Regions from separate parts of the Homo sapiens genome. Here regions 1 and 2 are each linked to region 3. Evidence: chromatin loops called from intact Hi-C (ENCODE). Cell type or tissue: heart left ventricle. All regions are shown on one strand. Each heading gives the region's core, and the rest is flanking DNA. Links, peaks and the distances in the headings are about the cores only.

What was found. A loop is a pair of places that touch in the nucleus more often than their neighbours do. Peaks named below come from ENCODE experiments on the same cell type or tissue, not always from the same donor. Only the 100,000 strongest peaks of a DNase experiment are listed, where the experiment ranks them.
Region 1: it touches region 3 in a loop (3-fold over the local background); 2 of 110 quality-filtered maps call a loop at or near these places.
Region 2: a loop joins it to region 3, with 1.8 times the contacts of the local background. A loop is called at or near these places in 7 of 110 quality-filtered maps.

What each region holds. Positions count from the first base shown.
Region 1 is chr9:13,939,058-13,949,445 of GRCh38, forward strand. LINC00583 (long intergenic non-protein coding RNA 583) reads left to right here. Exons shown (of 3, transcript NR_038194.1): 2 at 5,318-5,394; 3 at 6,335-6,550. LOC101929507 (a long non-coding RNA gene) reads right to left here. Exons shown (of 8, transcript XR_001746621.2): 5 at 1,346-1,451; 6 at 604-880. Among named protein-coding and RNA genes, the nearest start is that of LINC00583, 16 kb to the left of the region's middle. RefSeq lists an enhancer at 491-1,307. In heart left ventricle, for the core only: no CTCF peak of the experiment used is centred there; no DNase peak of the experiment used is centred there; H3K27ac peaks cover 999 bases.
Region 2 is chr9:13,960,671-13,971,058 of GRCh38, forward strand. The region is part of intron 4 of LOC101929507 (a long non-coding RNA gene); the gene reads right to left. Among named protein-coding and RNA genes, the nearest start is that of LINC00583, 38 kb to the left of the region's middle. In heart left ventricle, for the core only: no CTCF peak of the experiment used is centred there; no DNase peak of the experiment used is centred there.
Region 3 is chr9:14,010,616-14,021,003 of GRCh38, forward strand. It overlaps LOC101929507 (a long non-coding RNA gene), which reads right to left and starts at 9,477. Exons shown (of 8, transcript XR_001746621.2): 1 at 9,436-9,477; 2 at 7,558-7,712. In heart left ventricle, for the core only: no CTCF peak of the experiment used is centred there; no DNase peak of the experiment used is centred there; H3K27ac peaks cover 3,442 bases.

The DNA of each region.
Region 1 (10,388 bases), core at 1,485-9,484, 71 kb before region 3:
AACTTCACTTAACTGCTGGAAATTGCAGGGAGCAGACAACTGCAGCTGAAAGAGGTGAAACAAAGAAAAGAAGGAAAAAAAGAGGAGGGAAAAGCTTTGCTGCAGAGTTTTTTTCTTAAGGGAGGAAGAAAAAGATTTTGTATTTCATAACACAGAGCATTAAAATGATGTAGCCCCACACAATGAAAACCTTGTGTTTTATTAAAGTGAAAAGCCTTGCTCAAGGCCTCCATTACTCATTTCCGGATGGAATGGCAAAACTTCAAGTTTGAAAAGACTCAAGTAGCTACAATCAAACTTTCCCTGGTAGCAGCTGATAACACAGCACTTTCCAGAAATCCATTTTGTAGATTCTGCAGATCAGCTATTTTCAGGACTCTCAGAGGCTGAACTCTGCACAAAAGGGGTAGCAGCACAGAAAGCCTGGAGATACTTAGTGCTGTAAGAATGTTTTCCACTACTTTAGGGTGGAAACTGATGGGAAATTCAATGGGTGGGTAAAAAGGTCACTACCATAATGCGAAGACCAATGTTTCAGTATCTCCATCCCACAACTCAAAAGGACCAAGGCAAAAGTACCCAAAACCCTGTTACCCCACTCACCTTCCCCTTCAACCAGAAGGACGGGGTTCAGAGACTCAGGGGTAGACGTCAGGTAGCAAACAGCAAATCTCCTGCCAGTTCCTCATTTATGCTGGAGAACAGGCACCTGGTCTTCATTAACATTGCTGCGGTAGTTAATGCGTTGCAGGTGTGAAAGTGTGTGGCTGAAATCTGACAAAACACCTGTCTTTTGTGGCACCATTAGATCTGCCTAGTGTGGGACACGACCCCCTCGGGTGTGCTTTCTCCTGCCTTGAAAGCCACAGTAAGCATTGTCCTGTAATTACAAAATCAGAGTCATCATTGCTGGGAAGAATTCCTTAACAAATTATACCTAATTAGTCTGAAATTACCTTTAATTCATGGTGAAACCATAGGCTTAACTGTGTTCTATAACACCTTCCTTTTTATCTTTATGCAAATATGATTATACACTATCAAACTGGCACCACCAGGCATAAAAAACAGCTGCAGCTAGTTCTTTGGTTACTAAATGGGAACTGGACGCATGCCATTGATTATGTTTTCTGAAATGCTGCATCAAAAAAAATAATAATAATATCAGCCAGTTCCTTCTCTGTGAATTCTAGTTTTCTTCCCCACCCACAGAATCCTACTTGAAAGCTGTGAGATTGATCTCCCTTGCCCAACCCCCTACCTCCTCACCACATTTTCTGCAGAGACGTGTGTACATCTTGCTGCCGCCCAATCTTTTAGAATGTCATTAAGTGTCAAAACATACCTCATTTTATTTCTGATCACAGCTTCTTATGATATGGCTTATTTGGCTCTCATTCTCATCTCAAATCTTCACAAAACTTTTGATTCAATGCAATTTGATTCATGTACTGTGGATTAAAAAGTTACTCATGTAGCAGGCATTGATCTACGAGATTTACATATACTCTGTTATCTAATCCTGGCTGCAGTCCTATCCACTATGTACTACTATTATTATCCCCTTTTTGCAGATAAGGAAACCAAGGCATAGAGATGTTATATATCTTACATGAGGTCAGGAAGCTAGAAGAGACAGAGCCAACAATCTTGCTCAAGCCATCTGTTTCTAGCATGCTCTTATCCCTTCTAATAGGCATTCCCAATGATGTCCAAGGTCTTTCTAATTGACACTGATTACTTTCAATTCTCCTATCACACTTCTGAGCACAACATTGTAGGAAAATTTTTCCAGTTAGTTGGCATATAAAGGTGAAAAGTTTCATTGTCATCAGAGAAAGAAATCATAGCTGACTCCTCCGTTGAATCCATACAATTTGTGTAGCAATTATATTTCCTCCTCTACTCCAATGAAGGCATTTTTAGAACCAAAGTCATATTTTCTGTTTCTTTAAAAACAAAAACAAGCTGAGTGTATCATAGGTATTTTAAAATATGCATGTCTTCTAACTGGATCATACTTAGGTAACTTTTGCTCTGATACGAAAAATGTTTGAGATGCTTTCTCAAATTAAACCAGAGTTTAATTCTTCAGAAAGCAATTAAAAATATTAAATGCTTTTAGATTTTAAGGTCTGTTGCTTCTTTCTGCATCTTCTAGAGAAGTTCCTTGAAAAATTAGCATCGGCTTTACAACAGTCATTCCCATCCTACAAAGAATGACAGACCATATTATTCCTAAGTACGATCCAGTCCCAGGTTCTCTGAAGATTGTTCACTTTGAAAATGAACCCCAGACCACATCTAGGTTACTTTCCAGATAGGATTTTGCAAGTATATAAGAGATTAATTTTCTTGAACAATTTCAGGCTTGGTATGCAAAGTCAAACATGTAATCAGGTGCAGACGTTGTACCAGACACCTCAGTAGGATGTCTTGAAGTTCCCCTGGAATGTAGTGGTGAACTGGTTAAAAAAATAATTATAAGACTAGCGGTAAGGTTTTGGCTGAATACTACTTTTGTCCAGTATCAATCAATTAAAATGAAAGAATTTTTATGGTTGTTCAAACAAATATCCGGGTCCATCTGTGGCTATTTTATTTATGGCATTGCTGTTTTTCACCAACAACAAGTTGGCTAAAAATCAGGTTTTAAAATCTTAATTAGAATCAAAACATGATCTTCTCATTTAACGCCTCCGTTCAAGTTCATGTTACTGCTGTGTAGAAAACGGAGTCTGCTTTCTGGAGGCAGATCCTGACTCCTGCACCATGGTAATCTACACAGCCGGCCCACAGCTGAGGGATGAGCTGTATTTCTTTAAGTATTTTTATTAGGCTGATTCCCACAAGTTTAAGAACACTGTAATCGGAGACACTGCAAGGCCACATTAAAATAAGAGGAGGAAACTGAACTCTCATTCAACCCGTTTCCATGAAGTTTAGAATTTTCAACTCATTTCAAAGCAGAGGATGTTCCTTTTCACATCCTTCATGTTTTGTAAACACTGCAAGTGCTACTGGCTTCGTTTTCATTAGTAGGAGCCACCAGCTTATGTTTATTATTTTTAATTATTAGACCTTCTGCAAAGAGAACACTACTGCTGACAATTTATATTAGTGATGATGCATCCTGATTGGTCAGAGGTGTTATTCCCTCCTTCTTTCCTCACTAGTAATGTTTGTGATTATTTATAACCTCCACATTTTGGTGTGTCGTGTTTTTCCCCCAAACAATTTTCTGTGACACCAGTTAACAATGCGTAATTACGATAACCAAGGCTGGGTCTATCTGATGCCGAAGCATCCGGTTGGAAGGCGAAATTTAGTCAAACATCTGAATGTTTGAGCTGCATAGGGCCAAACATCTGGATGTTCCCAAATATTTTCTCAAATATTTGGAAACATCCACAGATTTCTCCTTGTGTAGACAAAACATCCAGATGATTAACTGAATGCTTCTCTTTTCATCTGGATATTTGGCCACTGAATTTTCTTTGGGTTCTCTATATAAGAATATCTATCCAGCTGTTTTACATAGCCATTGCTACACCAAAACAAGAAACACAGGGAAAAAACACATCCTATTGCTCCAAGGCAAGTCTATCTAGTTTTCAGTAATTGTGACAAACACCACACTGAAGCATAAATTACCTCCAGAAGGAGAAATCTTTCTGTAGTCTCCTCTTATCCACGGTTTTGATTTCTGTGGTTTCTGTTACCTGCGGTCAACCATGGTCCAAAAATATCAAATGGAAAATTCCAGAAATAAAGAACTCATAAGTTTTACATTGCTCACCATTCTGAGTAGTGTGATGAAATCTCACACCATCCCACTCCATCCCGCCTAGGATGTGAATCATCCTTGGTTCAGTGTATCTGTGCTGTCTACACTACCCACTTGTGAGTCACTCAGTAGCAGTCTCAGTTATCAGATCCACGGTTGAGTTATCACAGCACTAGTGCTCAGGTTACCCTTGTTTTACTTCATAGTGGCTCCAAAGTGCAAGAGTAGTGATGCTGGCATATTGTTATAATTGTTCTATTTTGCTATTATTTATTGTTGTTGATCTCTTTCTGTGCCTAATTTATACATTAAACTTTATCATAGGTATGTATGTATAGGAAAAAACATAGTATGCATAGGGTTCAGTATTATCCATGGTTTCAGGTATCCACTTGGAGCCTTAGAATGTATCCCCTATGGATAAGGGGGAACCACTGTATATCCTAAAAGCTAGGAAGAAAAGAGTTCAAGTGTCAAGTCTCAGAAAAGGAAATTACTTATCCAGTGTTAACACCTTGCAGTAACTATTTTTGTTGGCACTAATAGTAACTTCTGAAGCTCCAGTCTCTGTGTTCCTTCCCCAGCCATGTTCTTTGGGCTCCCTTGAATTGTCCTCCAACTAGAGATTGACAAAGTTAGACTAGAAGCTATTAAAACATTCAAAACTCTGGTTAGATGATACTAACTCAAAACTGTACAGATACATAACCTAAAAAAATTGCAATTTTTGTAAGCAATAGCCTCTCATCCAGAAGCTGGTAGCCACACTACAACATGTGAACTCTTCCTGAAATAGTATATAAAGATTTATACAAATAGGCATTTTGTGCAGAGGAGGGAGAGTACCTAGAGATTTCTCTAGTCTCTCAAGGGCTGTTTTTCAATGAGTACCTTCTCCTTAGTAGGCATATTTTTAATACTTTCTAAAATTATTTGTGAGTTGGGAGAATCGATGCCTCTTATTGTATGTGGTTGTTTGTGATGAGTTCTAGCAACATTTTGTTTCCTTCGTTGGGCTGGTTTCAAAGATAACATGAAAAGCATTTAAAGATATCAAAGACACTTTATGTGTAGTCACCCCCAGCATATACTCCCTCTTAGCCAAGGATTGTTCAATTGCAAGAAACTGTTAGCCACTCAAGCTTGTGAAGAACAAGGAGTTTAGCTTAAGGAGTCAGAGTAATCTCTTGGAAACAGATGGCAGGACATACAAACAGGCCTCACAAGGGACTAGAACTAGGACCTGCGATGCCCAGAGGCACAGGGGAGCCACTCTTCTGGTCTCTGCCTCTCTGAGACCACATGGTCCCTCATCTCTCGGCCCTCTGCACTATTCTGTAATTCATCTAATCTCTCTGTCTTGGTTCCTCACATGTACAATGAGGATAATGATAGTATCTACCTTAAAAGTTAGATGTGCCTATCAATGAGTTAGTCCATACAGCGTGCTTAGAAGACTGCCTGTCACATAATGAGCACACAATGAATGGCATCCATTGTTATTGTTACTATTGATTATTCTCTTTGCAGACCAAACTCTCCTGCCTGCTCAGCAGTACATATGGCTTTTGAATAGCCACACTCAAATGACAGCCCCTGTTCCCCAGGTTTGTTTGTATGATTCTCATTCTCATAGTTAACTAACTGCTGATTCTGAATCCCAATTTGAAATTCTCGAGAGAGGATCTAATGAGCCCAACTTTGGGCAGGTGTGTACCTCTGGCCCCATCAGCTGCTGCCCTGCCCAGAGATGCCACAGAGCTCACTCACCCCTTCATGACCTGGTGGGCAAACTCTTAGGGAAAGAAGAGTGGGTCAGGGACGAAACAGAAGGCATTCTTATGCAGATAGCAACATTTTAAACTTGCATTATATGGCATTAAAGTTAGAACACATAGCTGAGCGTAAAGGAAATAATCTATGATCTCTCTACTTAGGGAAAATTTTATTTTTAATATTTTAGTACATATTTATCATGCATTTTATACATATTTTTACCTATTTTATAAATGTAAAATGATACTCTGTATTTTGTTTGCAGTTTTTTTCTCACTAACAAACTGAAATTTTCCATTAACTATTTAGTATTATTCTACAATATGTTTCTTAATGACAGGATGGCATTTGTTTAAATACATATAAAATAGAATATATTATAATAGCCCATCTTTGAACATTTAGATTATTTTCAATTATATAACTTATAACTGGTGCCCTCACATAGCATCTTTTGCATAAATTGTTATTCATATGGTTTTTTCTTCACTTTTAATTAAACAAGAAATAAACTCATGTATGGCACTTTATTTTCCATTTTTACTTCTATTGCATTATCTAGGAGTTTGTCTATTTTTATTTGTTTTTATCAAAGAGCCACTTTTTGGATTTATTATCAGTCTATCAATCATTTGGGCTGGCTTCAATGGTGAGCTGCTAATTAAGTTAAAAATAAAAGTCAAAGACACAATAAGATTCAGGACATGATGAGGATATCTATGGAATATATAACTCTTTTTAAAAATGAACTTAATGATCTGTTTTGTTTAGTTCAAACTTTCTGAGACTGCAAGCCTACTTTGCAAGAGGAAAATCTCCACAGCTATGTCATCTACCTGCTTATAGGGTGTAAAATTCAATCTATGACTAACAAATCAATATTGTAAATTATATTACTTGGATACTCATTTGTCTTACATTTATTTATTTAGCCTGCTCTGTGGGTCAAATAAGAGGAGAATCTTAATAAACAGTCTTACTACTATTGAACCTGACCATTTCTCCTTGTTTCTCTGACATTTTCCACATAATTTCTTTCACTGATATATTCAGATTCTATTACAGTATAAATTAATTATAGATTGAAACTTTAAATACTTACACTGCCTTTATTTGTCCAATATATTATTACTTGATGTAAATTCTATTCAGTCATATACTAATATTGCTAATCCTTGCTTTTATGTCTGAACGTGACCAAGATATTTTTGCCTAAACTTTTATTTTTGTACCTTTTGAGTTCCTTTAATATGGCAAATATATATATATATGCTGTTTTAATTCTGTCTGATATCTTTTTTGTTCTGCTCAGAATTTAATTCATTTATAACTAATCAGAACTGATCAGTTTTGCTAAAAGTTTAGTCGTGACTCTCTTAGAAATGAACACATATTAAGATTTTATTTAACACCCAAGCAAACCAGACAGATGTCCTAATCAGTTCAAAAGAGAATCTGAAGAACAGATACATTTGATCAGGAATAGACATTAATGTACAAATGGGAGCAAACTGGTTTCTTGAGGGGAAGCTGGAGGTAGGTCAATTGACCAGGTCAGGGCAGAATTTGTGTTTATAGACAAGAAATATTTAGCATTGCTATCAGTTACCAACAACTTACAGTTGTGAACTAACTCAAAGACAACTAGCGGCTAGAACTAGATAACTTACAAGGGTGTCCTGTATGGAGCCAAGCATAGTTTTTCATTAAAGCTCATATTTCCCTGAAGTTGTTTTTCGGTCATTCTGAATGCTTTCTGTTTTTTCAATTCTTTCCTATTTTATTTGTTTTCTATTTTATTCAAGTTATGTTTCTCCCTCTCTTCCATCTAGTTATTTATAGGAAATTAACCTCTCACTATGGTTGAACTGTTCGACTGTGCATTCTAATTTATTTTCCTCTAATTATTAACTTTAGATTACAACTTTTACTTCTTCCTACTAGTTTTTGTGATATAGTCCAGAACTTGAGGTCTAGTTTCTTGCCTTCAAATAATCACTGTCACTTTAAAATATGCATATTTTCAAGTACTAACATTTTATTGTTTCCTTAATTTATAATTATTAAGATTTATGTTTTACAGTGATAGCCCTCATCTTTCTATATTTCATTACTTCCCTGTTCTTGAGTGTGTGTGTGTGGGTATACTCATTTCTTAGTCAGAAAAGTTTTGCATATATTTCTAAAAGAAACATATGTGTAATTCATGTATTGGCAGTCATTGTATATCCAATAAAGTGTTTCTGGTACCTTTGTATGTCAACAAAACCTATATATATTATAGAAATCTTTGGTGATAGTCTTTTTTTTCCCATTTAAAACTCTGAGGAAATCACTTCATCGTCTTCTAGCTTCTCATTACAAAGGGAAAATCGAAATCTGAAACTGGATGTTTTTTATTCATTCACAGATGACCAGTCTTGTCTGCTTAGACGCATGTCAGATGGGTTTTTCCCCTTGAACTTTAAGACTTTCATCAGCATATATCTATTTGTTGTTAATTTCATTAATATTTTTTGGGATTTTTTGAGCTCATTCAGTTTACAAAACCAGACCTTATTCATTAGCCCAGCCAAATGTCATTTAATTTTTCTGACTATTGCTTTCTTTCTGTTTATGCTGATATCCCCTTCAGTAACAGTCACTCTCATGATGTCAGTAATATATCCTCCAAATGACTTACCTCAGCTTTGATTGTCTTTATTTTTTTGTCATTTACCTCTGCATTCTGAAATATTTTTTACCAAGCATATATTCAATACCCTTCATTTGACTTACTATGATGTTATTTCTACTCCTATTACATTTTTAAACTCTGTTCTTAAATGTTTACTTTAAAAACATTTTTTCCCTTGGAACTCATTTTAAATTTCTGCCTCTCTGCAACCAGTTCCAATTTCAAATCTGTTTATTGTATTATCATCTCATCTTACAGGTTTTATTTTATGGAACCCATGTTTTTCTAATATTCATAAGACCACAAAATGGTGTATAAACTGTATTTCTGTTTCTTTCTATAATTTTTTAAAATATGCTTCTGTCTGTGAATAGTATGATCCTGGTTGTGTATGTGCCTGTGTGTGCCTATATGTGTATCCAAAAATCTGAACCCTAAGACTAGAGGAAGAGGACAAAGTCAGCCAGCAAGATCATTTGTGTCACACAAGTCTAGAAACTCATAAGTTCATTAACACATGTACTTCTTAAAAAAAAAAAAAAAAGGAGAAAGAGAGAGAGTCCCAAGGGAAGACTAAAAACAAAAGAAATGGTTGAAAATCTTTTCAAGGATGTTCACCTCATATATCCAGCCAAAACCCACCTTACCCTAGAGGACTCTCCTCAGGTAGATTTACTCCCTGGAGAGACAAAACTAGTGCAATTCCAGAGTCAGGGTCCTTGGGCATAGTTGAGGGTGAAGCTGAGGTATCGTTCTGAAAATGGGGCTGAGGATCTAGGCTAGGAATGCATATTGAGCTATGAGACTCACGTTACCCATGCAAGAGACTGGAAGTTTCCTCTCTGAAAAATGGCTCCTTACAAAGACTCAGATCATGACACTCAGAGGCCACCAGCTGACAGGCCCTGCCCCTGCACACAGAAATTCTGATCTTCATTATAAATATGAACATACAGCCAAGGCTCACCACACATTTGAGAGAAGTCTCTAACAGGAAAGACTGGCCAAAATAAACAAATAAGACACGCTTGCAGGAAATAAAGACAATACAGTGAGCAAAGAAAGGTTTAAAAATTTTTTTAATATAGTATTAATAGTCTCATAGTAACCAGAAAAGATTTTTTGCGTCATGAGATAATAACACATTGCTATTTTTTAAAAGACTTTTCACAGAACAATTAAATAAAAATGCTATAAAGAAGGGATGATAACTGAGGAAATCTTCAGAAAGTAAAGCAAACCCACAAGAAAGGATAAAAAATAGGAGAGGAGGGAAAAAGTTAATAAAATCTGAGGAAGCGTCCGGGAGACCTAACATCTAAATAAGAATTTTAGAAGGAAGAAAATCTAAAAGTTGAAAACTAAGAAATTATCAAAGTAATAATACATAAAATTTGCCACATCTAAAATAAATGGCTTTCTGGATTATGAAGACCCAAGTGCACATCGTGATGAATAGACCCACAACAAAGAATATCTTTGTGAAATTTCACAATACTATGGGTAAAGAGAAGAGCCCAAATGCCTCCAAGGAGAAATAGCAGATCCCCAAAGAAGGATGAAGAATGAGAAGAGCATTTGACATAGCAACATTGGAAGCTAAATGATAAAGGAGCAAGGCCTACACTCTGTCAGCAATGATTTTCAAGCCAGAACCCTGACTCCAGCCAAATTTTAAACCAAATGTCAAAGTAGAATAAGGATAGTTTCAAGCAGTCCAAGTATCAAAAAATTGTTCTGTCATGTTCCTTTTTGAAGAAAGCCACATAGAAACATACTCCATTACAACAAAGGAGTAAATCACAAATGAGAAAGATGTGGAAATCAGGAAACTGGAGGTTCCACACAGTTAAAGACTAAGGGAATTCTAGAAAGAAAAAAAAAAGTGGTAAAAGAAGACCCCAGGATGACAACTGTGCAGAAAGCCCAGAGGAAACTCAGTCCAGATGTGGGGCATGGAGGGCTCCAGGAGCTACACGCCAGCACCGCTTGGTTGTAATGAGGAGATTTGCATTTCATTTGGAGAGTTTAGCAATAGTACACAGAAACTAAGCAAACCCACAGAAAGGAGGCAAGTCTTAGCTCTAGCCAAAACAAAAAGTTGTACAAGAAAGGTTATGATACAATGTAGCTCAACTGTGAGCATTC
Region 2 (10,388 bases), core at 1,225-9,224, 50 kb before region 3:
TGTACACTTGAAAAGACATTTAAAGCCTTTCATTTGGAGATTTCAAAAACATTAACCAACATACTCAAATGCCCTTAAAATTCATATGGAGAACTAATACACTATGTTCTTTAAAAAAAAAAAAAAAAAAAAAAAAAAACCTTGTGGAATTAGAGCTGAGAATCCTTCAATAACCAGTTGTGAAAGTAAAAAACATAAGAATCAGAATTGTCACGGGAGCCTGTGATTTGTAAGAAAACCTTGAGAGTTCAAGTAGTTCATTTTCTAGCCTTCAAACAGTACTCTATTAAAAAACTGCCAATTTTAAAAAATATATTTTTTGGCCTCTGTATCAAATTGTCTGATGGATGGTGTGTAAGCAAAATGACAATAATCATAGTTAGCACATAGACACCATTTTAACACTTTTACATGTATTTAATTCATTGAGGCTTCATGATACACCTGTAATTTAAGTGTATCCCCATTTTCCAGTTGAGGAAGCTGAGGCTCAGAGAAGTTAAGTAACTTGCCCAAGGTCACAAAGCATGTGTGTGGCAGAGCCAGGATATGAACACGAGCATTATAGGTCAAGAGACTCTTGCCATGGAAGCCTCTTGGGGAGTGGGGAGAAGAATCACAAAAACTCCTCCCGAAATTGCATCATGGAAAAAATAATCCGATACATTTAAAGTAACCCTAAAGCTCTAATTACTTCTTCGTTTACTTGATTGGTGATCAAATTCCCTTCTAGCCTTCTGGGGAGGTTACTAAGAAGCTATGACACAAACACCACCAGCTACCCACAATCTGTGTTTCCTTTGGTGACCAGTCAGCTTCTTTATATTGTCTTCTTAAGGCCCAAATAAGGGCAAGGATTAGAGGCCTCCTGGCCTCCCAGCTGCTGCTCTCATACTCCCTGTCCTCTGGATCTCACAGCTCTGGTGGTCCAGGAGCAAAGAGAGAAAAATCACAAAGATGAAATTCTTCCCTGAGTTGAGAATAATGAGAAAGGTGTTGTGTCAACAACACAAACAAGGAAAAGTTGCCCTGAATCCCATCATTTATGCCCCCTGAGATCATCTGTGTAGCTCACAGCATACAAAAAGACCTGATGTTGAGCTCAGTTCCTGCCTTTGATGACACACAAATAGAAGTCAATTTTACACATTCACTGATTCTCCACATATTTATTGACAGTCTAGGGTAGGCTGGGTACTAAGATGGTTAAGATCCAATACTCATGCTTGAGTTCTGAGTTTAGACTGCTCTATGCCTTGGTTTCTTCCAGCCGGAAACAATAACTCTATACCCCACTTCTCCCCAGAGGTGCCACTCAGATTTCTGAGATATGAAAAATGTGGGAAGGAAAGTTCCTGCAAAGCCCCAATCCTTAGAAAAGCAAACTTCGCCGCCACAGTACACAGCACACACTCCAGAGTCGCCCATTGCCAACAGGCCAGCCAAGACACAGACTCCACCGGAGCGCTGGTGTCTCCAACTAATGGCCCGCTTTCATTCCTCTCTTCCCTGAACACTTTTAAACTTTTTTCTGGAGTCAACCCAAACTCAGCAGAGTTTCCAGATCTGTGGAAGTACAGCATGCAAGCAGCCCATTTCCTGACAATGCTGCAAAGCTTCAGGGAACACATTTTGTTATTTCCACATTTATGAGTCAAGCTGAAGCCCTGAACCTGACTCCTGACCAGGCTGTCCCCCACCTGGGAATGCTGCAAAGCTGAGGGGGGAAGGAAAATGGCACTGAACATGCACAGAGAAGTTAATAAAAATAAATGTTCCAATGGCTGCCTAGACAAAAACATTGGCATCCAAGGGGTCTCTAAAAGGGACTGAGGTGTGAAGATCATTTTCTGAGCCCTATTCAGGTTCTTCCCATGATAACTTGTTCTGGTGTGATTGCAAAGAAAGCAAAGTTTCAGGAAATGTGGCTCAAACTAAATGACACATTCTCTAAATGAACCTTTTCTTTCTTAAAGCAACCTGAAAAATGAAGCAAAGGGACTATACATTATTTCATCAATAATAAAAATGTTTAAGCACTTAATATGCACACAGCATCATGCTAGGCACTGTGAATGGTACAAAGAGAAATGTAACCATTGAACAAATTATTTTCAAATACCTACAAGGTGTCAGACATTGTATTAGCTATCGGAAATGAAAACACAGGTAACGCATGGCTCTAGCCCATTCTGCAATTTTTAATCAGTTTTAAAGCAACAATGGGAAAAAGAAAACTGGTCATGCTGACTGCTGGTATTTAGGAATAAGGAGAAGTTCTTAGATCTACTATACTTTTTCCATTTTCTTGAGAAATAATGTTGATTGGTTGAGGTGGTTTGTCAAGAAAAGAAAGTCGTCTTTTAGTTGATAAGGTAATTAGGAAGGAAGGAGTCCACTCCACTTCCAAGCTGTAACTAAAATTTTCAGTGGAGGAAAACAAATTTATAAAGATGAGTCAAAACCAAAACTGAACACTGATAGAGTGCTGGTTCCTACTGAACTTCACTGCAACAATACAGCTGATGCTGTCAGTAAGGATGGTGCTGCCTCATATTGCAAGTTGGTGTTTGTTATAGATATGTAATGCAATGTCAAGTAGGACTTTTCTTGTTGCACTGACATTTACCTAAGACCCAATCTGAGCACCTGACAGTAAATTTATCACATTCTAATTTCAAGGAAATTCCCTAAGAGTTATTGAGAGGCACCAGAGCAGAGCCAGCCCTGCCAACAGCCACCTCTCTCTCCTCCCACTCTGGTTCCTATGAAAAGACGACTGAGAAGTGAGAAGTGTGGGACTTCCCACTCAGAAGTGGGAGTGCAGCATTACTCTATGCAGTTAGTTCCTCCCTTCTTCATTGCAAAAGGGTTGTGCAGTGCTACATTTTAGTGCGAAAGAAACCCCTTGCAGGAAGCTGTAAGACAGTGAATGGCTGAAGGGCAAGAGCTATTATGGTATATAGGAAAATAAGCTGGAATCAGAGTTCCCCAGTCAGGAAACTGTGGAGTGAGAAGCTTCTACAGAGACTCTTGAAGAACCACATAGGCAACCCACAACAGAAGGAACACTTAAGATATCTGCAACGCAGCCGGGTGCAGTGGCTCACGCCTGTAATCCTAACACTTTGGGAGGCCGAGGCGGGCGGACCACCTGAGGTCGGGAATTCAAGACCATCCTGACCAACATGGGGAAACCCTATCTCTACTAAAAATACAAAATTAGCCAGGCGTGGTGGCGCATGCTACTCGGGAGGCTGAGGCAGGAGAATTGCTTGAACCCAGGAGGCTGAGGTTGCGGTGAGCCGATATCGCGCCATTACACTGCAGCCTGGGCGACAGAGCGAGACTCCGTCTCAGAAAAAAAAAAAAAAAAAAAAGATACCTGCAACACAGAGAGGCCATTAATGGATACCATAATCACCCAGCGCCTTCCCACCTCCCACTTGGACAAGAGGGGAAGAACACAGAAGAGAAAGAGGTAAGATGATCTTATAATTTGTTGTGCATACCAAGACAAATGGTGAGAGTTGCTATTAATAACTACACCAGGACAACAGGCATAAACTGGAACTATCCCTGGAAAAGTGGCTGGGCGCAGTGGCTCATGCCTGTAATCCTAGCACTTGGGGAGGCCGAGGTGGGTGGATCACCTGAGGTCAGGAGATAGAGACCAGCCTGGCCGACATGGTGAAAACCCATCTCTACTAAAAATACAAAAGTTAGCTGGGCATGGTGGCGGGCACCTGTAATCCCAGCTACTCGGGAGGCTGAGGCAGGAGAATCCCTTGAACCAGGGAGGCGGAGGTTGCAGTGGGCCGAGATCGTGCCACTGCACTCCAGCCCAGGTGACAAGAGCAGAACTCTGTCTCAAGAAAAAGAAAGAAAGAAAGAAAGAAATACACAAAATACACAGTAAAAACACACAAACAGTAAATGAAGTTCAAAATCCATCCTTCTCTGCTTCTCAATGGGGGATCTGGAGTGAGCGACTTAACCTCTCTGAGCATCAGTTTCCATGTCTGTAAAACAAGAATCATATAATTGCCTTAGAGAGTTGTGAAGTGATATAAAAGCATCTAGAGAGATGCTTGACAACAAGGGCTAATTGTGTTGTGGTCAACAAAGGCTAGTCTTCAGTTTCCCTCTCCTCTACTCTGCCATCATAACACTCCAGAGTTCTCTGGAGAAAGAATGAGATGTGCTTAACAGACAAGACATAGCACAATGAACATTAATTTCTTTCCTACTGACCCAGATGCTGAGCTGCTGTGCAGCTGGACTCTTGACAGTGCCCAAACTCTGTGCCATTTCATGTCCATTTTTTGCTTTCCTACATGGTCTAAGACCTTTGAACCAAACTCATTGTGAATGTGTTTGTGTGTGTGTGCACACGTGCACACACACACACATTAGGGGCAGAGGAAGGAGAAAGTTCTAGGACCCCAAAAATTATACCCCCCCCCCCAATGCTCACACCCCCGCCCAACTCAGAAAAGAAAACAGGTGAAAATGATTTAATCTCAGGAATGGTAAGAATTAGTTCTTGTGGGGTTCAAGCAAAAGGAAATTCATATATGCTTTCTTTCTCCAACAAAATCTCAGGCACAGGCAAAATGGATTTAAAATAAAATCAGGTTGAGTATATAAAGAAAAAAAAAGGTAAGCAAACAAACAAGGCACAACGTTCAATCAGAGAACTATGTAGGGAAGAAGTAAATCCACCTTCCTCGTGTGGGAGATAGGAGTGGGTATTTATGACCACATAGTAATGAATGAGTCTAAACTCCTCTCTTGCATCCATGTGATTTCTTTAGACATTTCCCAGTAGAATATATTTGATATTGTGCAGTGGCCATTCACCTTCTCACCCAATAACACGTGTTGAGCAACCTCCATGTGCCAGACACTATACCAGGTGTTTTACATATTTTGGCACATTACAGTACATATATGGCATTGTAGGGCACAAGAGAGAAAATGGTTGACTGCATCAAGGTAGGATTTGAAGCAGAAGCAAATCCTAAAAGAAAGACCATTATAGTATTAAAAGGTGAGAAAACTTGGATTAATGTCTCTAAATTTTATGAGAAAAATGACACTGCCCAATTCATGCTCCTTCTTATTTTAAGGGTGTCACGGGTATTAGCAGGTTAAGGTATATTACTGTAGCAAATATTTGATGACCAAAATGGGACAATATTATCTGCTTCTGCATGTGCTTGTTTCTCTATAGCAGAAATGGGGCATAATAATAGGTGATTATGCGATGCTCTGCAGAACCCCACTTGGGCCTTGAGTAATGCCCATTCAGATAAGAAAATTGAGACCCAAAGAGGTTAAGTAATGCTAGCACAAAGCACTCTGAGATGAGATACAAAACCAGCCTCTTCTATTAATTCCCAAAACCTACTCCACTGGGAAGGTTGGTAAAAGTGTGGGGACATTATGGTCATCAAAACTGAAGCTGGGGATTACTATTGGCATTTAGTGAGCCAGGGCCAAGAAGGTCAAAACTCACGTTATGCACAAACATGCCCACATATCAAAGAAGAGAGATTCAAGGGAGAAGAAGTGTATGTGTTGCTCAAATGCCAACAATATACCAGATGAAGCAATAGGGGCATCATATATAATTAACTTAATATTTAAAACAACATGTGAACTCTTTCATTAAAAATGTCAAGAGCTCCCTGCTGAAATATTTTTCTGAGTTTTAATCAGCGTCCATGATCAGACTCTTTCCAATGGACTAGGCATGTCTGTCTCTCAAATTGATTTCACAGGACATTTTAATTTTTTAAAAAGTATTTAAGGGGAATCGTCTACTTTCACCATCATTTCATAAAACAACAAATGCTGAAACATCAAACAAGCAAGAAGAACATAATCTCAGGAAAAAAGACAGTCAGTATGGAATGCATTTAGTGTTATGAAAAGCTCACTCAGTTGTTCCAGTTCTTCTCATTCTACCACAGGGCACCAACAACCTCACCATGGGCTGCATCCAACCTGTGGATCAGCTTTGGTGACCACTGACCTAAACGTCTTGGGCAATTTGCTCTTGGCAAAACCACTTTTTAAAGAGTGGGGCCAAAAAGTCAAAGACTGAGCTATGGCTCAGGCAAAACAGGAAGATCCAAAACCAGTGACCCAGAGCAAAAGAAAGGGAGTTGAGAAGGAATGACAAAAGGCAAAAAGAAAGTAGCCATCTTTGAGAAAAGGGTATCTGAGGTTTCCTAGAGCTTTCCTCTGCTTTTTAATAGGATTAGTAGAATCAGAAACCCTTCTTTTGGAAAATCCATGCCTCAGGAGTACCATTTTCTTTTTTCTACACTTTGTCAGAAGCCTAAAGTCCTTCCTCTCACAGTCTTTCGTGATTTCCATTGGTTGGTTTTTTTCTTCCTTTTCTATTAGCCCTTTTGTTCCTCCCTCTTTCCCCAACATAATGGCAATGTTTTCTTGGCCATTTTGTGGTAATCTTCTGGCTCAGCAGTAGCTTCTTACAAGTCTGCAGTTTAGTGAGAGGTAGAACAGAGGTTACTAGCCACAGAATGGAAAGTTCACAGGCTTGGGAGTAAGTGGAGGAGGCTGGTTTTTCCTCCCAGCTGAGAATGCTTCATGGTAGCATTACTTAACCTCTTTGATCCTGAGCTTTCTTATCTGCAAGATGTGTTTAGCATTACCTCATCCATTGCAATGAATACTAAATAAGACTATAGATATTCAGCATAACTTGCATTCAATAAATGTTAGCTGCTTCTTCACCTCCCTTTTCCCTGTCTTCTACATTGTTCACAATCGTTCTGTCATTTGCCTGTGTGACAGGTCTTTCCCAGTCTTTCAATTGATTCTTCTGTCATTTTATACTCACTGTGACTGAAGACAAGCAGGCTACAATCCAAAGACTCACCCAAGACCCTCCATCTGTATGATTTTCAAGCACAGCTAACAACTCACAGTCTGCTTCCTCTCGCCTCTCAGATATTTTCCCACATGAAAGGTCCTCAGCTTCATCTCAACATACTAAATGATTGTTGTCAACGGTCCATTCAACCACAAGCCTCAGCTGACGTTGTCTCAATATGATTTTGTCTGGATTGACTTGTTGGGATTGTTTTTGTTTGGTTTGGTTTTTGTTTGGTTTTGCTTTCTTTTGGATATTGGATAAAACCTCATTTAAAAGAAATATCTATTAATTCAACCGAAGGGAACTAACTCTTCTTTCTGCCTATATTTCTTCTAATAAGAAGAAGTAAATGTATACACAGTTCTTATGGAGGGGAAGTAAATCTTGGCAGTTAGCCAGACTATATGAGTTTCAATTCCAGCTCCACCTATGTTACTATGGGAATTACTCAATTTCTCTCTGCCTCAGTTTTCCTGTCCATATTATAGTGATAATAATAGTATTTGACTTATGGAGTCACTATAAGGAATCAAAAGCTAATACAAGTGAAATGTTTAAGACATCACCTGACACGTGGCAGTGCTCCAAAATTATCACTATTATTAATCAGTAGCTTTTCAACAAACAATTAGTGAGTACCCACTAAGTCTTAGGCATAGTCCTAGAGACTATAAAAGATTAAAAATGGATCACCTCCTCTTCTTAGCTTTCAGAGATCTTATAACTGGGAAATAAGAGAACTTATTGAAGTTGAAGGCTATTTATTAGCTTACAAAGCACTTCTCACAGTCATGTGGTATAATTACTATCCTCATTTTTTGCAAGGAGCAAATTAGGTGCCCTGACCTGTGGCACTTAGCAAAAATGCATCACGCCAACACTGTTTCCAGGATATTTTACTCCAGAGACCCATGCTATTTAACTTCTAGAACATCAAGGCTCACAAGATGTATCAGAGAGTATCTCACATTTTTTTTTAAGAATTTACTTAGCTCCTAATAATTCAAGTAAAGCCATAGGACTTATGCAGATAGTATCTCTGTCTCCAATTAAGAGGGTCTAAGTAGGCCAGGGCATTCTCCCACTTCAGGAAGGAGTACCTGGAAACATGAACATTGCTCTTTCTGGAGCCACTAGAAAAAGCCCTCCTTGCCCACTCTCAGTGTGAAACTGCAATCAGCTTTCTAAGGGAGCTTTAAAAGTTTCAGATCAATATTAATATTGAATAATTGAGCCTTTACATGATTTCTCTCTATGGGAACACATACATGTATCTATGATGACAAAAGAAAACACCACTGATAAAACAGACAAGATCCATGGGCTGCTTCTTTTGGTGTCTCCAACAAATGTTTTTACCACCCTAGTAACTCTTGCATCTAGCACAGTGCCTGGAGCATAGGAAATGTTCAATACATAGTTGCTGAATTAATGAATGAATGACGGTGTTCTATACAAACTATTTAAAAAGGCTTTGAAAGTCAGTTTTTGACATTTATTAAAATGAGAGACATGGTGAACTTTTAAGAATCTTCGTGGAATTGCAATGGTTAATTTTAAACTTTCTTTTCTTTTTGTAACTGCGAACAGAGAAGAAGCATGGTACAACTGAGAGAACACTGGAATAGGTGTTGGAAAACCTAGTCTTCAAGCCCTAAAACTGGGTTATTTTGTGACATGGAGCACGTTAAGTTATCCTCTCAGGGTCTTGGTTTTCAGTTTTGTAAAGTGCGAAGAGCTGCAGTAGGTTACTTCAGCAATCCTTGCCTGTGCATTTCAAAATACCATAACTTTTATATGTGTATAACCTGAAAAATCGGGATGAAAAGTATTTGATGAAAGTGAGCAATAGGCAAATGATGTCCCATGTGCACCTCCATCCTTTTAAGGGCTCCTTCCCTTATGGAGTTGCCCTTCCTACCTGAGGTCCTTGCCCATCAAAACCTGCACTCATAAGGGGTTTGGTTTCACGTTAGCTATCAATTGCTGCATAACAAATTACCCTAAAACTTAGCAGCTTTAAACAACAAGCCCTTATACTCTCACTGTTTCTGTGGGCCAAGAATTTGGCACATCTTAACTGGGTGTCTGTGGCTCAGGGTCTCTCATGAGGTTGTCAATCAAGCTGTCAGCCAGGGCTGCAGTCATGTCAAGGTTTAACTGCAGCTGAAAAATCTGATTCGAAGATCACTCATGTGCCCATTGCCAGGGCTCAGCTTCTGGCTATGTGGACCTCTCCATAGACTGCCTGAATGTCCTCATGACATGAGAGTCGGTGTTCTGAGCGAGGAGAGTTTGAACATGCCCAAGATGAAAGCCACAGTTGTTACAGAAATAATCTTGGAAAAGACACTCCATCACTTCTGCCCTATCCTATTTGTCAGAATTGGGTCAACAAGCCCAGCATACACTCAGGGTAAGGGCATTAAACAAGGCAATACCAGCAGGCAAGGACCGGTGGGCCATCTTAGAGACTGCCTCCCATAGCTCTCACTTACACACTACTATGAACCCTAGACATGTGGTTCATCAGGAGGTATTCATTTTAATTGGGAGATATTAGTCTCCCAATTAAACAAGACATTAAACAAGGCAACACCAGGAGGCAAGGACTGCTGAGTCATCTTAGAGATTGCCTGCCACAGCTATCACTTACACACTCGTACGAACTCCAGATATGTGGTTAGTCGGGAAGTATTTGTTTTAATTGGGACATATCAGTCTCTGTCCACTCAATGAGAAAATTCAAGCCTATTTGATGAAAGGCAGAAGTTAGCTAGTAAGGTAGAAACAAAGGTGGAATGGGAAGAGAAAGGATATGGCTCACATTAGAAGGGAAACTGTGGCCATATATATTGAGTCCCATCACATGTTAATCATGGTGATGGGCACCCTGATGGCTTTGGCTGACCCAGCTCTCCCCATGTCTCACATATAACCTTGAGAATCACTGTAGAACGTGCTAAGAGTGCAACATGCTGAGCTAAGGAGAAACTGCCTGGAACAGCTTTGTTCCCACCCCTCCTAGAACATGATGTCCTACAACACTTTGGCCCAGTGATCCTAGTGTCCCCCCAGAGTATAAAAACCCAACACAGAATGCTTTGGAGATACCTCAGCTGCAGCATGATGTGGATCACATACAGATGAGACCCCATCTGCCCTGGGCAGCTTTTCTCAGCCTTGGGAAATGAGCGTGTGGTGAATCTGAGGCTTCTGTTGTTCCTTGCTGTTTAATCCGTGAGTAATAAAGTTGCTTTGCTTAGCTTGTATGAGAGTTCTGTCTCACCAGACTCATGTACGTGCTAGAGTAACCCGTACATGGTGAACCTGTTTCATAACAGGGTCAGATAAAATTTAGTATTCCCTGAGATACAATATATTTGTTGTTGGCTAGTTCCTGCAAACTTCCATCACCCTACAAGGAGAATTAACTGAAAAAATTGTCTCAACCTATTTGAAGACCAGAGGCAGGATA
Region 3 (10,388 bases), core at 1,193-9,192:
TTCCTTCCTTCCTCCTTCCCTTCCTTCCTTCCTCCCTTCCTTCTTTCTTTCCTTCTTTCCCTCTTTCCTTCCTTCCTTCCTTCTTTCTTTTCTTTCTTTCTTTCTTTCTTTCTTTCTTTCTTTCTTTCGTTCTTTCTTTCTTCAGGGCCTTCCTCTGTCATCCAGTCTGGAGTGCACTGGTGCCATCAAGGCTCACTGCAGCTTCAACCTTCCAGGCTCAAGCAATCATTTTCCCGCCTCAACACACACCACCCCCACAACCCAACCAGTAGCTGGGACTACAGGTACATGCCCCCAGGACTGGCTGATTTTTGTATTTTTTGTAGAGACAGGATTTCACCATGTTTCCCAGGCTGCTCCTGAATCCCTGGGCTCAAGTGATCCACCCATCTCGGCCTCTCAAAGTGTTAAGAGTTACAGGTGTGAGCCACCACATCCCACCCAGTGCCATTTTTTTCCTTCATTGGAAGGGTGACTTTTCCTTCCTAATTCCTGTTCTAAACCCCTCAGTCCTTCTTGGCATGAAATACCTACTGTTGTTTGGCCAGGGAAAGTCATAAAGAGTATAAACAACAATTTGCTTTCCAAATACTTTATACTCATAGATATCCCATCAATTACAGTTCTTTATACCAAGCAATGGGTCACTTTCTTTTCTGCACACAGTGCACTGTTCTTTCCCAAAAGGGACATGGCACGTAACTGGCACAATTGACTCATGACCTTTTTAAATATTTTGTTTTGTTGCTGTTTTCCTCCTGGAGGAACTCACCCCTAAAGCAACATTATAGCTCTGACTTAGAAGTTTGAATTAGGGAATTTAAAATGTCATTTTATAAACGCACCTAGGGTCAATTCAGTCTTAAAAAAAATAGACACTAACATTAAGACTAAATAAAGGGTAAGATGGGATGGCAAGCTGACATCTCAGGGTGTGAACGCTTTCAACCAGCTTCACAGAGTCTTGTTTTGTTTTGTTTTTTATTTTGCTATCTCCATCTATGTTCATTTGTGTGGAATATTTAAACAGTAATACATTTCCTAAACTTTTGTTAATACAAAGGAATTTCTAACTCCTATCCAAAACCATTACAACAGTAACTAAGATTGTATTATGTCAATGAATGTGTTAGCTACAAATTATTAATTTTTTCTAGGCATAAATAATGGACATAAATTTGGAGAAATCCTATCAGAAAAGAAAACAGAAATTTAATAAAGGGAATATGCCACCTTCCATTTAATATAGGACATTTGCCAAAACAAGATAAGCATGCTAACCAGAATTTCAACACTTTCTAGGTGTTAGAAATGTTCACCTTTATTGCTAATATGTAAGTCCTCCTCTTTCACCTCCTAAGCTCATGCCAAGGCTGAGAGCTACACTGCAGTGATTGGGGAGCTACTATCCTGGCCTTGAAAGATAATCACCCTCTGCACAGCTAAGCATTTGGCAAAGCCATGGATTCAGGAGCACCGAAGAGCTCTGAAATAGTAATATTTTAATTATTGCTTTTTTAAACATATGCTTAAATTGCATTTTCCAGCTAAGAAGCAGTTTCAACTATCATTCATATCTCACTCACAAAAGAAGGTTCTCAGGCCAACTTGGCAGCTTTGAGCAATTCGGCTGATCTGGAAATCTTTCAGCTCCCCAGTTAGAATCCTTCATGTTCAAATCCAGGTGTCAAAACTTTTACTGAGTGACAGAACTACTGCTTAACGGCCACTCTCACCTGCTACTGTCACTGAGATATAACTACCACTATGTTTAGAGCTACCTCAGGAAGAGGATTGTCAAGCCATATGTTGCAAAGTCACTGCTACATGTCTCTTAGCTGTTTCAGTCAGTACAACTGTGAGATTTCTCACCCAGCAGCAGCTTTGAGTCCATTAGATAGATCAGTTAAACCAGGGATTTAGCTCAGGACTAACAGCACATTAGGCCAATCCATATACCTAGAGTGACCGCACACTCACTTTGCTGGGATAGCCCTGGTCTATGCGTATTGTCAAAATACAATTATCAATACTGCCCACTTCCACTGTCAAAGTTGTACCAGTTTGGATAACTATAATATATGGTCACTTGGACAATACCTATTAAAGACCAAGAGACCAGGTTGAGATATATCTTAATGCAAACACCCACACTAATAGGCTTCATAGCTCACCTCACCTCCCTCCTGGCAGTTGCCAGAAATTCCACTGTTAAATCTTCAAGCCATAGCGTATTGTACTTTAGTACTTATCAAAGTGTCTGACACGAAGTATTTATCCATTTTGTGAAATGGAAAATGTCAAATCACAAGGCATATTGCTCATTCATACAATCAAAAGAGTATTTATTGTATCTCTACTGTTTGCAGGCATTGCGCTAGGAGCTGGGGATCTACAATGAAGCAGGTATAATTACTGTCCTGAAGGAGATAACAGGCTCATGGGATAGTCTGATTTAAAATACAGTTTTAGTGAGATCAGTGGTATAAATCTCATGTACTGTAGGAGTATACAGAAGGGCCAACTCATCCAGCCTTGAGAAATCTAGGGAGACTTCTTGGAAAACGGGGACATACAACTAAAGGAGAGGAAATAAGATAGAGCCAGGTTCTTTTCTACATTTTATGTGCAAAGGCACATTAAGAGACCTGAAAGTCTTCAGCATGGCTGGAGTGAGGACAGAAGTAGTGAGGGATGAGGCTGGCAGCAGGAGGCAGAGGAGCACAGGGAAGGCCATATATGCCACATTAAGAAGATAGACTTTATCCTGGGGTCATAGAGAGCCAGAACAAGGTTTTACATAGAAAAGCGACTTGATCAGATTTGATCTTACAGTGGTATCTCTGGCTGCCATCTTATGACTATAGGTAGTATGTTTGCTCTTAGGCAAAGAAGAGGACATCACTTTTGTGTTTTATTTGAATGCTCTGAATCTCTATGGAGAACATTCTCCTTCATCAAGTCAACCATAACTCAATAGTGAGACATTCTGGAGCTCCAGGGCTTATTTTTCTGGTGCCTTTGGCCAAACCACACTAGGCTGACTTGTACCTCAATTTTCTAGTCTGTAAAATATGGACTGTTGTATTCATCTTTCACATGGGGTGATGTGAGGAAACGCTAATGAGAAGCAGCCAACTTAGAAAACAAGTATTACAGAAATGCTTAATAAGTCCAAATAGCCAAGAAAGATGAAATGTGTGTGTTCAAGTGTTCAAGTGTGCAGTAGAAGTGTTTCAACTATAGATTTAATGATGTGGAGGCTCATTTTCACTAGGGCTGTCTGTACCAGCTTAAATCTGAGCCTGGGGTGGCAGCCCTGCTCACCAATTAAGAGCAGGTGACAATCTGAAACCATCCTGCTTAAGATATTTCAAGAGACCAAACATTTAGTTTTAAAAGAGTTACCAATAATAATAGCCATCATTTATTGAGAGCTGGCTATGTGCAACATGCTGCTCTAAGTATTTTGCAAGCATTCACTCATTAGTTCTTTACAACAGAAAGTTATAATTCTTCCCCATTGTATTTTTTGTCTGAATACTTGAGTTTGAAGAAATTAAGTCTGCCCATCCAGAAAGCAACAGAGCTTGAATTATAACCCAGGCTTGTAAAAGTCCAGGTTTATTCTCATAACCTCTGCACTGCTCTGCTAAAAACTATTAAAAGGCCTCTGGCACTGCCATCTTCTTGCTGGTGTGTTCCCACTCCTACCCATCCCCATGGCTCATATCATCACTGGCATGTGAAGTTGCTGTTTCTAGAATGTGAGTCAGTCAAGATAGACAAGTTAATTTATTTTAGTGGATATGTGTCAGTGACACTATTTTTAAAAAGTACATCATGACAACTTGCACATAACACAAAATCTCTTCATTGGGCTGAACCAATATGACCCTGAAAGGGAGTGAGTGATCTGTCCCACTGTACATGTTCCCTCAAGAGTGCCCCTCAGCAATTGGTGGTTCACATCTGCATATTCAACAATGTAAGAAAAATTTAGCTACTTTTCTGAGAAATGGATCAAACAGTGGAGAACAGAAATATTACTTAGATAAGTCCCTTTGGGGCATAGATTGGTAAATCCTATCATTTCTTCTTGCCATATCACATACCAAAGAAAATTGATTGTGATGATTGTATTACCAAACAGTACTTTTTACATCAAGAGCACACCAACATTTAAAACTGAGCCCCATGCAAGTTCTACAACTATACTTCAGGAATTTCACAGATATGATTTAAATTCATTTTTAAATAGATTTCTTAAGGTATTTTAAGGCTTATTCTAATTAATTTTATCTAATTTATATATTTAATTATAAATAAATTAATAATTATTAATGTATTTAATTATGACTTATTTTTAAGACAATTCTAAAACATTCAAAACTAAATCAACTCAAAATTTAAATGACATTCATTAAATCTAAATTTAAATTAAATTAATTCAAAATTAAAAGCATATTCAAATTTATACACCCCCCACCACATACACACACCCATCCTAAACTCCAGGCTTATGTATCCAGCTGCCTACTTCAAATCCATCTTAACCACAATATGTCCAAAATCAAAGTCTTGATCTTCCTCACCCCTGCCTCCTGAACTTGTCTTTTCTGCAATCTTCTACAACTCCTTAAGGGAAACATCATGTTGCCAGTGTCTTAGAGTCTTTCTTGACTGATCTCTTCCCGCACATCTCAGATCCAAATCTAGCATCAAATGACCACTTCTGATGACCTCTACTGCCTTCACCCTATGCGGGTCACCATCATCTGTCATTCGGAGTGCTGCAATAGCTTCTTAATTAATCTTCCTTCATCTGACCTTTTTCCATGATAGTCCATTCTCAACTCAGCAGTCAAAATGATTCTTTTAAACCTAAGTCAGATCTTGCTTCTCAGATCGTATCTCTCAAAATCTTCCAATAGTGGGTCGTCTTCTGAGAAGGCTAAAGCCCCTTCTGTGACCTACAAGAGCTGGCCCACCCCTATCCCATTTGCCTTGCTGAATTCATCTTCCAGGGCTAGTCCATTTAGCCAGCTCCACCCCAGCCACACAGATCTCCCGGCTGTTGCTCAGACACCCAAGGCATGCTGCTGCCTTGGGGATTTTGCACTGGGGATATTTTCTGCCTGCTCTTCCCCAGAGAGGAGGTTTCTGTCACCTGTTTTGGGTCTTTGCTCAGTGAGGCCTACCCAAAACACACTATTTAAAATTGCAATCTCCCACCTCACACTCAGGAGGTAAGAGATTCTAAATCTATTCCCTGCACTATTTTTTCTCCGCAATACCACTAACTAACGGACTATATATTTAGTATGCATTTGTTCATTGTCCGTCTTCTCAACTAGAATTTAAGCTCCATGAGATAGGGGTGTAGATTTCTCTAATTCTACTATCGTACTTGCCAGCACAAGATGTGAGCATTGAGTAAATATTTGTAGATGAGGCCGGGCATGGTGGATCACACCTGTAATCCCTGCACTTTGAGAAGCTAAGGTGGGAAGACAACTTAAGCTCAGGACTTCAAGATCGGCCTGAGAAATACGGTTAGACCCCATTTCTAAAAAAGAAAGAAAGAAAGAGAGAGAGAGAGAGAGAGAGAGAGAGAGAGAGAGAGAAGGAAAGAAAGAAAGAAAGAAAGAAAGAAAGAAAGAAAGAAAGAAAGAAAGAAAGAAAGAAAGAAAGAAAGAAAGAAAGAAAAGAAAGAAAAGCAAGCAAGCATGGTACCTACACCTGTGGTCCCAGCTACCTGCGAGGCTGAGGCGGGAGAACTGCTGGGGCCCAGGAGGTCGAGGCTGCAACCAGCTGTGATTATACAACTGCACTTCAGCCTCGGTGACAAGAGTGAGACCCTGTCTCAAAAAAAAAAAAAAAAAAAAAAAAAAAGAAGGAAGGAACCACAGACAAAGAAAAAAAAAAAAGAATGTCAGATGTAAGGTTGTGAGTTTCATACTGTCATACCGGATTGGGTGGCTAGAATCCCTGTACCAAACCCTGGTTATGTAGCTAGAGGATGGGTTTAGTGTCCTCAAAAGCAGAGGGTACTTGCTGTTCATTTCCTAATTGGGCTCAGAGAGTTGAAGGACCCACCTGTCTCTAGCAACCAGAAAGGGCAGGAGCTGGAAGGTAAGCTACAAGCAATCTAGCAGAGTGGTCTTGGAAACATTTATCATGATGCTGAAGTGGTCAATTCAACAGATTGTTTCCCGTGTGCCACAGAGGGCATGATGACATGAAGAGAAGGGAGGGAGAAAATAGAAAGAAGTTGAGTCTAGAGAGGTTGTACAGGCACCACTAGAAGGAAGTGATGTGGGTGAACAAGAAACCACTGTCCAGATAAGGACATCATATCTCAGGGGAACCAGCATGAATGGTTGATAATGGGGGACCAGATGCCCCACCTCGCCTGGACACAACATAGCACCCAGGAGAAATAGACACAACCCCATGGAGAGGAGAGAAGACCCTGAATTGCCTGAAACTTATTTCAAGCCTCCTGGGTTAACAAGGGGCTTGAAATAAAAATAAGTCTAGTTAGAGAATAACAAAGATTTTTTATAGACCCTAATCATATGGAAAGTCTCATATGGGCTATGCATAAATGTTTTAGTGTCTATTGAAAGTCTGGGTCTTTTTTATCAACAATGAATATGAGCAATTCATCTGCTCTCAAATTATTTGTGATTCAATTTCAAAATAAAATTTTCCTACTACCCATCTTCAGGCTACTAGGTCAGTTTATTTGAAGTGTATCTTAAGAATTGCAAGGTAAGTTTTTTTTTTTTTAAGTCACAATCAGCAACTGCTTATCTGTGTGCACCAGGATTTTCTTGATATGTTGCACCCAAAATAAAATGTAGATATGAGCTGGATGCTGGCGTGGGTATGAGACCAGCACTGTCACCTAACTCCCATTTGACGTATTCATGTTCATCCAAACAGGTCCATGGTTCTCATCAACTGGCTTTTTAAACAGTTTGTATACATTTAGTTTTTTTAAAAATATATTTTAAATCATTTTAATATTATTTATGTATTTTATAAGTTGAAATTGTTTGAAATTTCATTTGAATAAAGGGCTGTTGCTGAAAATACTTACAAGCTACTGTTCTAGACAATATAAGGGTTTTCATTTTAAATACAATATTTTGAGAACTCTTTTGTTATATAAACTGTTTATATATCTTATTATTAATATATTCTAGCTTGAGGCTACTTACAATAACTATTTTTATCACTGCTCTGTCCAAGGAGTAGTACTAAGAATTTACATTGATTATCTCTTTTAGTAATCCTCTTGACTCTGTTAAACAAACCATACTGTTGTCTACACAATAACATTTAAGAAAACTGAGATTTAAATAACTTGCCCCAAGTCAGACAGGTAAGAACTGATGGAGCTACTTGGCTTCAAAACCTGAATCCTTACCCACTGCATAATTTTTTCAATAGACTCTCAAAACCTTATTTATGAGAAATAAGTGAAAAATTCAAAACAAGAAGCCCAAACACCAAATTAAGAATACAAGGCATGTGATATTGACTTACTTTAGAGAATACTGGCACTTTATCAAGCACTGTGAATCACACTTCAAAGGCACAAGGTTCCTCCCTCTTGGTTTGCCAGGGCTGTGGTGATCTCACAGAAGCGACTGTAGAACAAAATCTTCTCACACTTGGAAAGTAGAGGGATCTGAGTTTATCTATGGGATGACCAACAACGTAACCACATTGTTGATAAAGCATCTTGAGATATCAGAAATAAACAGAGAGCTTCTTTTATTATGACATTAGTGAGGCCAACAGAACACAGCTGGAAGAAAAAACTAGGTACTATGAAATAGGCTTGCACTAGGGTAAACTGTGGTACCCCAGATTACTCCTTCTGCACAAAGTGCCTTCTGCACAAGGGACTGTCATCTCAGGGTGGTCCACAGACCTTGGGGTTTTGTATCCATAGCACGCACTCTGTCCATGTTCTCACCTACATCTATTGCATCCCCACGTGTAACCAGCAGGTCTCAAGTTATTTTTTTTTTTATTTTTTATTTTTTTGAGACAGAGTCTCACTCTGTCACTCAGGTTGGAGTGCAATGGTGCAGTCTTGGCTAACTGCAACCTCTGCCTCCTGGGTTCAAGGGATTCTCCCAAGTTCTTTATGACAAGGAACCTTGAACAAATCCTGGAACATAGAACCTGTATGGCAGAAAAATTGATGCCATGAACTTCTGGAGGCTGATGATGGGCTTTGAATGCAGATAAGTCAGAGCAAGCCACTCTGAGCTTGCTTCTCTATTTGTAAACTGAAGATAGCATCACCTGTTACCATGAGAATTAAATGAGATATAATATGTAACTCTCTTGCTTTTCTTCCTTCTTCAGATCTCTCTCTCCCTCCCTCTCTCCAGGCTCATTTATCTATCTTCCTATTTGACATTCCACTTGGATATCTAATAGATGTTTCCAATACAATATGATTAAAAGTGAACTTCTAGCCTCCTCCCAAAATTGTGCTATATCTGTGAGCTTTACCATATCAGTTGATGGTAACTCATGACAAAAATCTTGGAGTCATTCTTATGTAAAAATAATTTCAACTTTTATTTTGGATTCAGAGGGTGCATATGCAGGTTTGTTACATGAGTAGATTGCATGACACTGAGGTTTGGGATATAAATACTCTTTCACCTACATAGTAAGCATAGTACCCAATAGGTAGTTTTTCAGCCTTTGTCCTCCTCCCTCCCTCCACCCTCAAGTCGGCCCCAATATCTATTGTTCCCCTCTTTGTTTCCATGTGTGCCAACGTGTAGCTCCCACCTATAAGTGACAAGATGAAGTATTTGGTTTTCTGTTCCTGTGTTAATTCACTTAGGATAATGGCCTCCAGCTGCATCCATATTGCTGCAAGGGACATGATCTCATTCTTTTTTATTGTTGCATAGTATCCCACACTGTATACATACCACATTTTCTTTATCCAATCCACTGTTAATGGACACCAAAGTTGATTTTATGTCTTTACTATTGTGAACAGTGCTTCAGTGAATATAAGTGTACATGCATCTTTTTGGCAGAATGATTTATTTTCCTTTGGATATATACCCAGCAATGGGATTGCTGGGTCAAATGGGAATTCTGTTTTAAGTTCTTTGAGAAATTTGGAGTTGTTCTTAACTTCTCTTTTCCTCTGACATCTTATGCGCAACCCCTCAGGGAATCTTGTCATATTTATTATTCAACACAGCATTCAAAGTCATACTTTGTGAGGCCAGGAGTGGTGGCTCACGCCTGTAACCCCAGCACTTTGGGAGGCGGAGGCAGGTGGATCACCTAAGGTCAGAAGTTCGAGACCAGCTTGGCCAACATGCCAAAACCCCATCTCTACTAAAAATACAAAAAGTAGCCAGACGTGGTTGCACACACCTGTAATCCCAGCTACGTGGAGGATGAGGCAGGAGAATTCCTTGAACCCGAGAGGCAGAGGATGCAGTGAGCTGAGATCATGCCACTATACTCCAGCCTAGACAACAGAGTGAGACTCTGTCTCAAAAAAGAAAAGTCTTTACTTTTTGAAACATGTATCAGATCATTGTCTTTATTGTGCTCAAAACCTTGCAGTACTGCTGCATTTCAGCCTCACTGAATGAATGCCCTGTAAGGCTTTATCAAATCTCTATCTCCTTTTCTCCCTTTCTCTCTCTCCCTCCCTCACTCCCACTCACACCAGTCACACTGGAAGCCTCAAGCACACACTCACCTTCGAGCTTTCATTCTGCCTATAATCTCTGCATGGAAGGCTCTTCTCTCAGCTATCTCTTGGCTGACTTCCCAACACCATCAAGTCCTTAATCAAGTATTACCTTCTCAATGAGGATCACCCTGGCCATCCTACCTAATCCCCTAAATTTATTTGCCTCTTGTTCTTCTAATCTCCATTATATTATTCTACTTTTTTTGTATTTCCACATTTACCACCTTCTAATTTGAGTGTTTATCATATTTTTTAATGTCTCATTCCCCTGCTAGAATGTAAGGTCCTAGAGGTCAGGAGTCTATGTCCGCATTGTTCTCTGATAAATGCCTAGAACCTAAAACAGAGCCCACAGAGTAGGTGTTCAACAAGTATTAGCTAAATGAATACCAAACATTTGAGACCATCCAATGAATGTTAACTCTCTTCTCCCTTCTTTGTTGCATAAAAGTTAGGTCAGTTGCCAAAGAGAGAACTAAGATATTCTTAAATCTCTCTGAGTAGCCATAAGAGCAGAATCTAGAAACCTTCTGATTCCTGAGCAAGCAAGAAGTTGGGGCAAAACAGATAGCTTAAAAATCATTAAAGGCATTTCCCATTTTAGGGAAAGGACCAAATGATAATT